Regions from separate parts of the Homo sapiens genome. Here region 1 is linked to region 2. The links are chromatin loops, found by intact Hi-C in ENCODE. Cell type or tissue: K562. All regions are shown on one strand. Links, peaks and the distances in the headings refer to the core of each region. The heading gives the core; the rest is flanking DNA.

Region 1 (4,401 bases), core at 218-4,217, 120 kb after region 2:
AGCACTATCTATTCGGTAACTTCTTACATGAATAACCAGAACAGTAAGTAATTCAAACTACTTTACTGACATAAGAAAAGCTTACTGGAGTATTTTTCTGTTGATTCATAAACGAATTCTAGGAAATTGGTGTAACAATAATTCTCAAGTTCTTCATCTTGAGCTACAATTCTTTAAAAGTACTACATACAGTGATGGATGCTAAAACTTACTATGGATGTGGAAAACTGGAAGAATGTTAAGATAACCCTGAGAAAAAAGTAATAAAATCAGAATTTTATTTTAAAAACAAGACTTACTCAAACTCACTAGAGCTGACATAAAGAATTACTACATTTAGCTCTCAGGCATCTGCGTAATAAGAAAGAAACGAGGATCATAAAAAAACTAGAGCAAAACAAAAAACTATTTTCCAGGAGATACATAAGTTTTGGTCTAGAAAAAAAGCAGACAGTTAACATTCATCACTTGGATAGCTCTGATTTTTAAAAATCAATGATGATGCTGTTTTACAGTTACCAATGAAGTCTATACTTTCAAAAATATTATATGATTAACCAGTAAATCTTCATCCCAAGAGAGTGCAAAGGCATAGGTCCAATAAATACAATCAAACTCAAGGAAAGGAAGAGAAATTGTACATTTCCTGGTATACCTTTAATGCCTAGCTTAGAAGTATCCTTTTCAGATATGTAAGTACAAATGGCTACTGCAGCAAAGGAGATTATAAAGAAGGTTATGGTTTCAAATAATTTCCTTTCTTTTTAATTTTCCAAAAGAAAGTAGCCTGAAAGTATTCTAAGTATTCTAAGAAGTATTAGAAATAAGGCTGGTAATATTTTCCACTGAGGATTTGACTCTGCTGCAGACCCTGTTCGCTGACTATCTACCAACTGTTCTTCCTTGCTGCTCCCCAACAAACCTCAGATACTCTACCCTCTTCCATATGACTGTGAGCTTCGCTAAGGATAATCATGGCAATCCCATTCTTGCCAGAAGTTGGGTTAGGAATGGACCTCTGAAACAATTCCAAGAAATAACCAAGAAAAGTTTGCTAGAAACTTCTAGGTACACTCACAGACAGTACACATGTAAGAAGGAATATTCTCTGAAACGGTATGTTTGCATGTGACATCAGGACCTAAAGAAACCCTTAGTGCTGTGAGGGGCGCATACCTGAGACCAAAGCCAACATTCTCTGTCGATAATAGCATACGGAAAAACAAAGACTCTGGTTCCTTGATGATGTCACTGGACCAACAAATCACCTTATCTCCAGGCTTCTATATGATAATACGTTTGCTAATTGTTTCAAACAGTTGTCATTTAAAAAACTATGCAAATGAAAACTGAGGAAAGAGGCTTACTTACAATAAACTCTGCACTAACATGCCCCCCCAATACTGTAATTGGTGGCAGTTCAGAACTATACAAGCTACACACTGGTCATTCATTCACTTCATAACACCACCCCACAGTATACACAATTTGATTTTGGGGTCCCCATTTAAAATTGTAGAACCAACAGAGCAATTTATAAGAATAACTGCATTGAGATGGGTGGGAAGAGGAAGAAATGGAAAGGTAAATGTGGAACTGGCAAAAATTCACCACTAGTTGACTTTCTGCAATAAGGATTTAAAATCCAAAGCTTTCAATTAAAAAAATAGTAATATAAGAGCTTATTAGAGCTATGGAGGCAACCACTAAAAGAAATAAAAATTACATTTTTTAAAAGTAGTTGCTTCTGGGGATGGGGCTCAATTACTTCGCTTTCTTATCCTTTAGGTATTGTTTAATTTTTCTTAACCTTGTATAGGTATTAAAATATCTTTCTAAAATGGCACTGTGAAGAAATTACACTTACATAACAATTAACGATGGAAAATAATGCTTTAGGGGCCATTTTTGAAGACTGCCAAAGAATCAAAGAATGACAATTTTAACAGGTTGGAACTCAACTGAGAGGAATAAGGGAAAGTAGGAGAGGAGCGAAATCCAAACATGCCTAACTGTAGGACTACAGGTGCTGAAGGTACATCCAATTCCCGACAAAAACATCCCCCTTGATTTGAAGTAAACAGGAAAGTAAGACAAAAAACATTCTACCCTCAGCTTGCTTTTGGGTGACTGAAGTGGCAAGAGAAGCTGAACAATACTTGTTCAGGCCAAAATGAGAATGACAAGGATAAGTCCAGGAATAGACGGACACTAATTACCATTTAACTTGATAGGTAATGGCTGGAGAATTTAGTTTCAGTGCCACTATGAAGTGGCATAGCATGACTTTGGATGCAGCAGCTCAAGCACTGGAATTTCCTAGAAAGAATTATCCTGTACAACTTAATAATATAAATTGAAACTCCACACGATTATCAGGGAACTGGTTTAAATCTCACCACCTCCTCTCTTTCTCATACATATATCCTACCCCATGAAAAATCTCATTAAGATACCTGTTTTGATGCTGCTCAGAGATTATGACTGCATAATATAACATACTACCAACTGTATGTCCCTATGCCATGATATGTGTAATAAGCTGATTGCTTATACATACAATGTTCTTTTTTAAAAACCATATACGAACTTTGAAGAATGCAAAGGTTTTTCTGCTAATGGCTACCCAACACATAATTATACTGCAACAACTCCACCTAGTGATGAACCAAAAATATAGCAGGTGCATGTTTTTTAAAACCTGGAAGTTACTCTATAGCAAATACAAAATTGTAAAGTAACCTTGCTATAATAGAAGTATCGAGACTTCTGGAAGGATTTTTTTTTTTAATTGTATGATCTGGCCAGGCACAGTGGCTCACCTCTGTAGTCCTAGTGCTGTGGGAGGCCAAAGCGGGAGGATCGCTTGAGCCCATGAGTTCCAGACCAGGTTGGCCAACAGCAAGACCTCGCCTCCATAAAAAATTTAAAAATTAGCTGGCTGTGGTGGCACATGCCTATAGTCTCAGCTACTCAAGAGGATGAGGCAGGAGGATCATTTGAGCCCAGGAGTTGGAGGCTGCAGCGAGCTATGATTGTACACCACTGCATTCCAGGATGGGTGACAGAGCAAGACCCTGTCTCTTTAAAAAAGAAAAAAAAATGTATGATCTGAATTCCTTGATCTTTTAATCTGTTGGGTGAACACTGAAATTAAAGGTTTTAAAAAATAATTGTTTGCATTATAGTTATCAGAAATATTTTCATGACATTAAGTATTTAATTGATGTATTTGAAGAAAATATCAAATCTAAAATTTCCATTTGGAAATTAAGATTCTTAAATTATATAAAAATACACTTAAAGAGTAACAGTACTGTTTACATTTCTTCTTTTTTTTTTTTTTTTTTTTTTTTTTGAGACAGAGTCTCGCTCTGTCGCCCAGGCTGGAGTGCAGTGGTGCAATCTTGGCTCACTGCAAGCTCCACCTCCCAGGTTCACGCCATTCTCCTGCCTCAGCCTCCCGAGTAGCTGGGACTACAGGCACCCGTCACCACACCCTGCTAATTTTTTGTATTTTTTAGTAGAGATGGGGTTTCACCGTGTTAGCCAGGATGGTCTCGATCTCCTGTCCTCGTGATCCGCCGGCCTCAGCCTCACAAAGTGCTGGGATTACGGGCGTGAGCTACTGTTTACATTTCTTATATGTCACCTCTTACTTTAAGAGTAGTTTTTATAATCTATAGGACATGGTATTAGTTATTAAGAGATTTTAGTACTTACTCTTGGCCACTTTAATAAGTAGCTATAAAGTATTAAGGAATATGCTGAAATTCAGAGTAAAAAGCAAGCAACCTCATTCAATGCACATTTAAGCAACATCTTCAATGTTCAAAGAAACTTGCTTGGTATGTATTAAATAACTGCCAAGTGACTTTGTCCTTACCACCCATTAAAAACCCCATCCATTTCAGGTAAAATTTCAGTGTTTAAAAATATATCAAGTATGCCTGATAGATCACATTTAAAATTACATTTTTAGGCTGGGTGTGGTGGCTCATACCTGTAATCCCAGCACTTTCGGAGGCTGAGACAGGCAGATTGCCTGAGCCCAGGAGTTCAAGACCAGCTGGGCAATATGGGGAAACCCCATCTCTACAAAAAATTAGCCGGGCATGGTGGCGCACACCTGTGGTCCCAGCTACTTGACAGGAGAGATCACCTGAGCCAGGTAAGTCAAGGCTGCAGTGAGCTGAGATCGTGCCACTGCACTCCAGCCTGGCCAACAGAGGAGACCCTGTCTCAAAAATAATAATAATAATAATAATAATAAATAAATTACAATTAGAATTGATATGGCACATTCCATTTTACTTGACTTTAAATATTCTCCTCTTCCCAAATGATTTCCACTAACTCAAGCTAAATTCTGAGAACTGACAGTATATGCCTGGGAAATCT
Region 2 (4,401 bases), core at 255-4,254:
CCAGTCACTTAGCTTCTCGGGGCCTCAGTTTCCTCCTTCAGGACATGAGGAGGTTGGACAGTAGACTCTCTGAGGTTTCTTCCAAAAACTACAACCTATGATTCTTTGAGCCCCTCCAACTGAACTAGGTTACTCCAGTGGGCAATAAAACAAGAACACACTCTCCAGCCTTCTAGTTTCTGAATACGGCATGGAAGAAGTAAAATGGAATCTACCCCCGAGGAAGCCACACCACTGCAGGGCAGGGTGCAGAAAGAAATAGGTCTCTAGGGGCCTGGCCTGCTAAACCCAGAGGCTGCCTGCCGTCGGCAGCTGGCGCTCAGGGGTGCATAGGGGACTGGAGAAAGAGAAGGGCTCCACAAACCCAAGACCCTGTTCAGTCCCCAGCTAGTTCTCTGCTCAGGGGCTTTACCCAAAACCATAAGATAAACTCTTTTTCTACAAATCCACATAGGCTTCCCAGAAACCAAAAGGCTCTCCACAATGTTTCACATGAGTCTTAAACACTGGCTCAGGTTGGGCGCGGTGGCTCACGCCCGTAATCCCAACACTTTGGGAGTCCCAGGCGGGCGGATCACAAGGTCAGGAGATTGAGACCATCCTGGCTAACATGGTGAAACCCCGTCTCTACTAAAAATACAAAAACACAATTAGCCAGGTGTGGTGGCGGGCGCCTGTAGTCCCAGCGACTCAGGAGGCTGAGGCAGAATGATGTGAACCCGGGAGACGGAGCTTGCAATGAGCCGAGATCGCGCCACTGCACTCCAGCCTGGGCGACAGAGCGAGACTCCATCTCAAAGAAAAAAAAAAAAAAAAACCCACTGACTTATCAAGCAGAGGTTCATCAATGCTTTTTGGATGACGCGGTTCCACACAACTTCTCGGCTGCGCATGACACCTTTCTCCTAGCCCCAGATTCAACAGTCAGCAGCTTACGAAAAAGATCCCCCTAGTAACTTTATTGAGACATAAGTTACAAACAAGTTGTACTGACTTAAAGTATACAACTGGATGAGTCTGGACAGTTGTATACACCATGAAACTACCATCACCACCAAGATCACAACACTGCCATGGCCACCAAAAGATTCCTGGGCTCTTCTGCAGTCCTGTCTTCTATCCCCTGCTACAGGCAACCACCGACCTGCTTTTTGTCACTATATAGATCGGTTTGAGTCTAGAATTTTAAATAAATAGAATCAAACAGTATGTCCTTTTGTGTTTGGCTTCTTCCACTCAGCATAATGAGATCTGTTCATGTTGCTTGTACCAACATGTGTTTCTTTTTATTGCTAAATAGTAACCCATTGTATAGATGCACTATGTTTTATTTATCCATTTACCCCTTGGAGGGTATTTGGGTTGTTTCCAGGGGATATTACGAATAAAGATTCATGTGCGAGTCTGAGTGTGGACGTGTATTTTTATTTTTCTTGAGTAAATAGGAGTAGAATGGCTGGATCATATGGTAGGTGTATGTTTAAAGAAAGTTCACAAAATCCTGAGGCAAACAATAAATGATTGCCAGACACACCTTTGCCCTCAATGCAAAAAAAGGTTAGAGTTTCTTTGGAGGCATTGATTTTTAACGTTCTCTTTCTCTGAATGTTTTGAATATAACAGGGATGGAAGAAGAGGTTTTAACAAGTTATACATCATTTCCCTCATTTGCAGAGGAGGAAATTAGGGCCTGGTGAGATGAAGGTACCTGCCAAAAATGAAGTTATATACAGGCCTGGCACAGTGGTTCATGCCTATAATCTCAGCACTTTGGGAGGCTGAGGTCGCTTGAGCCCAGGAGTTTGAGATCAGCCTGGCCAACAAGGTGAAACCCTGTCTCTACAAAAAATACAAAAATGAGCTGGGCATGGTGGCACACACCTTTAGTCCCAGCTACTTGGAAGGCTGAGATGGGAGGATCACCTGATTCCAGGAAGTCGGGGCTGCAGTGAGCTGTGATCACATCACCACACTCCAGCCTGGGGGATGGGAATGAGACCCTGTCTAAAAAAAACCAGAAAGGCTGGCGCGGTGGCTCATACCTGTAATCCCAGCACTTTGGGAGGCCAAGGTAGGTGGATCCCTTGAGGTCAGCAGTTCAAGACTAGCCTGGTCAACATGGTGAAACCCCGTCTTTACCAAAAGTACAAAAATTAGCTAGGTGTGATGGCACATGCCTGTAATCCCAGCTACTCAGGAGGCTGCAGCAGGAGGATCACCTGAGCCTGGGAGGCAGATGTTGCAGTCAGCCAAGATCATGCCACTTCACTGCAGCCTGGGCAACAGAGTAAGACCCTGTCTAAAAAACAAAACAAAAAAACAAAATCAACAACAACAACAACAAAACAATCATGCTTGATTAAAAACTAAAAACAAAAATAACCCCCAAAACAATAACAACAAAGAGTTACAAGCTGCATGGAAGATAGTGGCAGGTCACGTGTGTGAAGAACACCGCGTGGCAAATGCACGTGTGCGGAGTTCTTCATGGAAGGAAATGTCAAGAAGAGCCCCCTGGCTCTGGGAGCTGACTCACACTATTAGAGTTGTGCACTGTCACAGCTGGGAGTGGCCTTAGTCATCATTTATATTGGATGACACATCTTCTCAACTTAGAATCTGATGAGGAAAAGTCGTTTTTAGCATGAGTTTCTGACAGAACCCCAGCCCTGAGACTTAACAGTCATGTGGACGGACCATCACTTTGCCCCAGGCCAGCACTGCCCACTCAAACAGCTAGGCCTTTGCAGTTTGAGTAGGTCAACACCTCTGTGGAAACACCTCACACCTTTGACAAATGTCAAACTGCCAGTAGTGAACTTTGAATTCCTTCAAGTAGAATCCAGTGGAAATAGTTGTTCCTTTTTCATCCTTGTTTGCAATAAAAATGGAATGAAATCTTTAATTGAGCACATCTCTTTCCTAATCTGAAAATAAGCCTCATAAAATTCTAATTAAAAAAATCAATTCGGCCGGGCGTGGTGGCTCACGCCTGTAATCCCAGCACTTTGGGAGGCCCAGGCGGGTGGATCACCTGAGGTCCTGGGAGTTTGAGACCAGCCTGACCAACATGGAGAAACCCGTCTCTACTAAAAATACAAAATTAGCCGGTGTAGTGTCGCATGTCTTAATCCCAGCTACTCAGGAGGCTGAGGCAGAAGAATCGCTTGAACCCTGGAGGTGGAGGTTGCGATGAGCCGAGGTGGCACCACTGCACTCCAGCCTGGGCAATAAGAGTGAAACTCCATCTCAAAAAAAAAAAAAAAATCAATTCATGTTTGCTGTCTATTGTCAATAGCATGCGTGATTCCTGGAGGGATATTGATAAGATCACTTTTAGCAATAAGATAGCAAATCTTATTTTAGACGGGACGCTGCTTGATGCATAATATTTTGAGTGTTACAATCAGGTAGATAAAAAAATGCATATTTTGAGGAAGAAACATGTCACTTGGAAGTATTTGACCATAACCTCAACAGCAAATAAAATTACTTCATTCCTTCAGGAAAAACAACATTGAGAAGAGAATTCATGATATGAAAAGAATATATTGGTTAGAATGGAATGACTTAGAGTTGGTTTCTTGGAATGACTTTTTCTTCACAAAGTGAAAAGAATTGAAATGAAATTCAAAAATTATTTGACCCAAATAATAAAGAGGAAGAAATAACAACTTACAGAGAGATGTTACCTTTATCATGTTTTCAAATTTGTCGGTTTTCTCAAAGGCATCCTAGGCTGTGGTGAAAAAAGCTCCTATCATCCTTGCAGTTGCTTTTATAACCTGCAGATTACGCTGAATCCCAAAGGCATTTTTGTATGTTGTTGTTTTTTTTTTTTGAGACGGAGTCTTGCTCTGTTGCCCAGGCTGGAGTGCAGTGGCTCGATCTCAGCTCACTGCAACCTCTGCCTCCCAGGTTCAAGTTATTCTCCTGCCTCAGCCCCCCGAGTAGCTGGGATTACAGGCACCCGCCACTGCGCCAGGCTAATTTTTGTATTTTTAATAGAAACCAGGTTTCACCATGTTGGCGTCTGGTCTCAAGCTTCTTACCTCAAGTGATCCGCCCACCTTGGCCTCTCAAAGTCCTGAGATTACAGGCATGAGCCATGGTGCCCGGCCATACTGCATGTTTTTAAGGAACCCATACATATTCTCACTCTGAAGGTAAACTGTTGGCTCCCAGTCTGCAACAAAAACTATTCCAGTATTCAGTCAAGGTGGAACCAAAATCTTCACATTGAAATCTAAGTTGAAGGGAGATTTTTACTGAAGAAGGTGTATGGGAAGGCTAAGTAAGTTCTCTAGGTGAGGAATGGGGGTGTCACCCACTTTTTATCATAATGACCCCCTTTATTTGATCCCAACTCGAATAACCCTGGGGCTCTTTCCAGAGGGCTGA

The links. A loop is a pair of places that touch in the nucleus more often than their neighbours do. Peaks named below come from ENCODE experiments on the same cell type or tissue, not always from the same donor. Only the 100,000 strongest peaks of a DNase experiment are listed, where the experiment ranks them.
Region 1: a loop joins it to region 2, with 2.2 times the contacts of the local background. A loop is called at or near these places in 2 of 110 quality-filtered maps.

Annotation. Positions count from the first base shown.
Region 1 is chr5:79,462,253-79,466,653 of GRCh38, forward strand. All of the region lies in intron 1 of HOMER1 (homer scaffold protein 1), which reads right to left. Among named protein-coding and RNA genes, the nearest start is that of HOMER1, 50 kb to the right of the region's middle. In K562, for the core only: a CTCF peak has its summit at 2,657; a DNase peak (open chromatin) is centred at 2,629.
Region 2 is chr5:79,344,138-79,348,538 of GRCh38, forward strand. It overlaps LOC102724530 (a long non-coding RNA gene), which reads right to left and starts at 3,877. Exons shown (of 3, transcript XR_001742756.1): 1 at 3,680-3,877. RefSeq lists an enhancer at 2,004-3,203. In K562, for the core only: no CTCF peak of the experiment used is centred there; a DNase peak (open chromatin) is centred at 2,534.